Linked DNA regions of Homo sapiens: region 2 is linked to region 1. Evidence: chromatin contacts called from ENCODE Hi-C or POLR2A ChIA-PET data. All regions are on one chromosome and are shown on one strand. The core of a region is the stretch at or near the end of the contact, and the rest is flanking DNA. Distances in the headings are between cores, read along the strand shown. Region 1 has its middle 110 kb from the start of KLF5. Region 2 has its middle 150 kb from the start of KLF5.

Region 1 (2,629 bases), core at 68-2,567:
TAGCTTCAGTTCATTGATCCAAAGGCATAGCTCTGTACCTTTTTGAATATAAGGAATTCAGAAAAATGGGGGCAGAAGGTCAGATTGAGTTTGTTATATTATTATTTGTTTACATGTCTGTGTCTTTCTTTTGTGTGTGTGGCAGGTGGGGGAGGGTTTCCAGTAAATATTGGAAAACCTGCTAGACAAATTTTAAAAGACCTGTAATAAGTATGTGTTTGTTTCTTTAAAAAAACTTTTTTTTTTTTTTTTTTTTTTTTTTTTTTTTTGTCCCCTGTAGAGACAGGATCTCACTATGTTTCCCAGGCTGGTCTTGAACTCCTGGCCTCAAGCAATCCACCTGTCTCAGCCTCCCAAAGTGCTGGGATTAGAGCATGTGTGTGTGTGTCTAAGAGTAGACTATGAGCTTCTTGGTGGCAGAACCTTATTCATGTTTCTTTCCCATTGTCTGGCATGGCACTGTGTGTAGCTTAGTAACAATGATGGTTGTGATGATGCTGATAATGGCCTCTATTACTCAGCTTCCTGTATGCCAGGCACTATGCTAACTGCTTTGCATACATTACCTTATTTAATTCTCATAACAATCCAGGTGGAAAGTAACAAACAGTATATTATGTCCATATGTTGTGAGGAAACTGAGGCTTAAAGATATTCATGGACATGACCATGGTCACACAGCTAGTGAAGTGTTGGACCTGGAATCTAAAACCATTTCTGTTCTTTGTCCCAAGCCCATGTTGTTTATTACTATGCTCTATATTTGTTGCCTGAATTAATGACAGAGTGGTTAACCAAGGTCCCCTGTCCTACCCAGGCCCTGTGACTCAGTAAAGAGTTAAAATGTGACAAACAGAACTGGACAATGGTGATGTCCTAGAATGAACCAGTTTTATTCACCAGTAGAAGAGAAACTTTCAGTGTGGGTAATAAGAGATTGAGGGACGACCTGTGTCAATGGATAGCTCCAAATGAGAGGAGTGCAGTGGGTTTAAGAGAAAGAGGGGAGAAAAGAAAGTACCATAAAAGGGAAACTTAAACAAAGAGCAAAGTAGAAAAAAAAATTCTTTTGAGAGGAGGTCATTTTTCATTCCCAGAAACTTCCAAAGTGATGCTTTTAACCCCACATCTGGTTCAGATTCCTGCTCGAATGCTCAGAGGTAGAACAACAAAGCAAGTGGAAAGGTTTGGGCACGCCTCTGTCCGTGGAGCTGCCCTCCCTGCGCCCTTCCCCCTGAGGAATATCTGCTTTGGAAGCAAATGATGGAAAGTTTTGTCCAGGTTGCCTTCCCTCACTTTTGCGCGTGGGTGTGAGTTTGTGTACCCGATTCTACTGTGAGGAGTTCAGGTTGCTTTACCTGCTGTTGCGTCTTAACAGGGTGAGACATGTGCCTGTGGTTACAGGCCTGTCCCAGGAGAACTTGTCCTACTGGATATGGAAATCATTCAAGCAAAGTGGGAGGCTAGGTTGTCTTATTTTCGTGCCGATACTTGGGTTGCTTTGCTGAACTGAAGCATGAGAGAGAGATGGGATGAGAAGCAAACCATTTGCATGTATCATTCCTCCTGCAGTTCTGGAGCTGTTAGCCAAAAGTGCCATTTTCACAGACAAAAGGCAGGAAAAAGAAATGTCCCCCATCAAAAAAAATCACAGGTTTTCCCAGTTTTTACTGTCTTCCTAGCTCTGGGTCTCACAAATCTAATGGCTCTCAAGCTTTTCAAAGTGATTCTTTTCAGATTTTCTTCTTTCATCCTTGAGTCTCTATTAGAACTGTCCTCTGACTCCATTTGACTGATAACTTTTGATAAACTGACTGGAGCCTCCGTATTGGCTTGCTACAGATTTGCTATAAGAAAAGGTAACTCGCTTTCATAAGGCCAATATCAGCATCCACTAATGCAAGGCGTTTTTCCTCTAATGTGATTACATAAGAATTAATGATGGGTAAACACCAATGTGAAGAGATTTAATTTGGATAAACATTATGAAGCTTGTCTGCTTAATCAGGGTTTATCTCATCTTTTCTGTTTTTTTTCTTTCTTTTCTTTGTGCTGCAAATTTTCCAAGAACAGGGACCAGTGTACTATTCTGCCTACTTCCTTGAACAGGGCAGACAGGAACATTGTGAGACCCAGCATTCTTGTGATACTTTAATAACTTCCACTTCCGGGGAAACAAAAGAGGATACAGATGCATGCAAATGCAAAACCGAGCAAGATACCAGCTGAGCTGACTTAACACCCTCCCTCCCACCTCCTAGCCATGAAGGTGCTAGTGGGGAGAAGCAGTTCTTTGGAGGAGTTGAGGTATTTCTCCTCTCAATCTTGGGTTGCTCTTGACTAGCATGTAGCAGAGGACCTGTGACAGCTTTTTGCTTTGAGAGCTTTTACCCAGAGGATAGCCTTATTTACCACCCCTTCCCCTCAACTCACAGGCTTTTCTTTCTTTCTTTTTTTTTTTTTAGACAGAGTCTTGCTCTGTCGCCCAGGCTGGAGTGTAGTGGCATGATCCCGGTTCACTGCAACCTTCGCCTCCCAGGTTCAAGTGATTCTCCTGCCTCAGCCTCCCGAGTAGCTGGGACTATAGGTGCGTGCCACCACGCCTGGCAAATTTTTGTATTTTTAGTAG
Region 2 (2,629 bases), core at 47-2,546, 41 kb after region 1:
ATATATATATATATATGCAATTTACACAGAAAAAGAAAACGTGTCGTCACAGATCTTAGCTTTCAGGAGGAAATTTATACTCCTTAGCTTAACACACAAGGCCTTTCATGGTCTAGGGACTGCCTTTCTCTAGTCTCACCTCTCCAAAATGCATCCACACTGATACTCACCCTTCACTGGGGTCATACAGAACCATATGATCATGTCATGCTCTTCCTTGCAAACCTGTTTCTTCTCCTGTGTTTCCTTTTTAGTGCACCTCCTATTTTTTTTTACCTCCTATGTTTTTTTTTTTCAAATCTGTCTAATACCTTTCTGTGCCACCACTCCGATGGAAGCCACCACCACATCTTAATCGAATTCAACTAAAATAGCGTTCTGACTAGTTTTCCTGCCCCTAATCTTGCCTCCATCCAATGTGTTCTCCATTCAACAGCGACAGTGATCTCTTAAAAGTACAAATTTAATCTTGTTCTTCTTAAAGCTTTTCACTGGGTGCTCTTTGTTGTTAGAATAAAATCTCCAAAGCTCTGCAGCCTCATTGCTCTAAGAGCTCAGCAGCAGCATATCTATAACAGACTTGGTGGTGGGGTGCAGTGGTCAGAAAAGAAGTAATCCCTCCAGGGCTGTACTTCCCTTGGCGCATTCTTCTTCCATCTCCTTATCTGGTTAAGTCCTACTAATTATTCCATCACCATTTTATCAAAACTTTCCTTGGTCCATCTAGATCCCACTCCTCCTCCAACTACTGATTTCTGTTTTTTATGGTTAAGAGTCAGTCTGTCTGGGTTTGAATTTGGCTCTATTCTTTACCAGCTGTGTAACTGCAGGCAAGCAACTTGGCCTCTCTGTGCCTGTTTCCTTATTAGTTGTGAGGAATTATAAATATAATGCTTAGAACATCACTTGGCAACAGAGTAGGGTTCAGAAAGTGTGGTAGCCTGGCTATAATCTGTTCTGTGCCTTTGTAACCCCAAACATAAATGTAATTAATGGATTATATTGGCACCACTAGGTCTGTAGTGTCTAATACAAATATTTGTTGAATGACTGTTGCTTCCCTTGTTTGGAATGCATTTGTACTCTTTCTGCTTACCTTTCTCCCTATAGTCAATCAATACATACATCTTGTTCCAACCTCAGCTCGGGCCCTGTTCCACCAAAAGCCTCCCCAGATCGTGGCATCCCCTCTGAAGCAGAGATTCCTCCTCTGGCTCCTAAAGCTCCTATTGTTCCCATTTTATTTGAACTGCCTCTCTCTCTCATTAGACTGTGATCTCTGTGAGCACTGTAAGTTCAGAAAAAAGCGCCCAGTGGTGTTGAATCATTGGATTGGTGTCTCCAGGGTCACCGTGCTATTATGAGGATCAAATGGTAAGTTCTCAGTAATTTTCCTACCTCAAGAGTCAACCTGAAGTTTCGCAACAAAAGTGAAAGAGTCAAGATTCTCTGATATAATTCTGGCAGTAAATAAAGACTTAGAACTCAGTGATATAAGGGGTTCTTGGGCGCAGGAAAATGGAAATGTGTTTGAAAACTTTTAGGTGAAAGGTTGACAGCTGATAAGGCTGGGGAAGTTTAAGAGGCACATACTTGCATTGTGTGTGTAGGAATAAAATTGGAGTGAAAACAGGTAGTGTATGCTTCTCAAGGGCTTTATCCTTTTAAATATCTCAAGACATCTTGTATGTTATTGGTACACAAAAAATGCCTAGTAAGTGCTTATTGGATGAGCACAAAGGAACAGCAGAGACTAGAGCAAGAAAGAACTTTACATGTGTCCAGTCCAACACCTTCATAATGAATGAAAATGATTTTCTTAGAAGATTTCAAAATAAGAGATACAAATTTTTGTGTTTTAGGGATACTGTTAAAAATTTAACTAGAACTCTATAGACCAGGAGTAAAGATCATTTTCTAAGTACAGTCAGAACTTTAATGGCAGAGAAAAAGCATATTTCGGGGTTTTCTTTACAAATGGAAGATGGGATTTTTATGTTCAAAGGACGTGTTCCTTTGAATTTTTGTACTAATCTGGAATGGCCAGTAAGTTCTGAATCACAGTGAGAAATTCAGCTCACATCTTTCCCAGCTGTGGCAAATGCCCCACATCTCATGGGGAAGTCTTTAAACACTGGTTGGTCCTGGGCTCCTGAGATTGCTCAAGTGTTAGCCCTCCTGGCCATGGGGAAGTTTGTTTGTTTGTTTGTTTGTTTGTTTTCCTTTTTGAGACAGAGTCTCGCTCTATCACCAGGCTGGAGTGCAGTGGCGTGATCTCGGCTCACTGCAGCCTCCGCCTCCTGGGTTTGAGCAATTTTCCTGCCTCAGCCCCCCAAGTAGCTGGGACTACAGTCGCCCACCACCACGACTGGCTAATTTTTTGTATTTTTAGTAGAGACGGGGTTTCACCATGTTAGCCAGGATGGTCTCGATATCCTGACCTCGTGATCTGCCCACCTCAGCCTCCCAAAGAGCTGGGATTACAGGCGTGAGCCACTGCTTCCGGCCCATGGGGCAGTTTTGAGGTCATTTACTTCCATTTTGTTTTCACTTCACAGTAGAGACTAAGGTTCAAGTCATATGACTAGGAAAGACCACAGCAATTTAGAACCATTTGAATTCAGTGGGT

Evidence for each region. Hi-C counts contacts between places; a loop is a spot of excess contacts on that map. ChIA-PET counts read pairs that join two places held with the same protein, here RNA polymerase II (POLR2A). Pooled maps may share reads with other maps.
Region 2: a map of Caco-2 shows a loop between it and region 1 (2.8-fold over the local background). The contact joins two enhancer-like sites. A Hi-C loop is called at or near these places in 3 of 168 maps with a recorded cell type or tissue (Caco-2, mammary epithelial cell and tibial artery) and 1 of 50 pooled maps. POLR2A ChIA-PET finds 5 or more read pairs at or near these places in 2 of 52 experiments (OCI-LY7 and T-cell).

Annotation. Positions count from the first base shown.
Region 1 is chr13:73,167,939-73,170,567 of GRCh38, forward strand. It overlaps the pseudogene RNU7-89P. Among named protein-coding and RNA genes, the nearest start is that of KLF5, 110 kb to the left of the region's middle. RefSeq lists an enhancer at 1,909-2,480. Within about 2 kb of position 1,318, at least 5 of the 41 ENCODE cell types and tissues checked have a DNase peak (open chromatin) inside an H3K27ac peak, as active enhancers do.
Region 2 is chr13:73,209,280-73,211,908 of GRCh38, forward strand. No RefSeq gene overlaps it. Among named protein-coding and RNA genes, the nearest start is that of KLF5, 150 kb to the left of the region's middle. Within about 2 kb of position 1,297, at least 3 of the 41 ENCODE cell types and tissues checked have a DNase peak (open chromatin) inside an H3K27ac peak, as active enhancers do.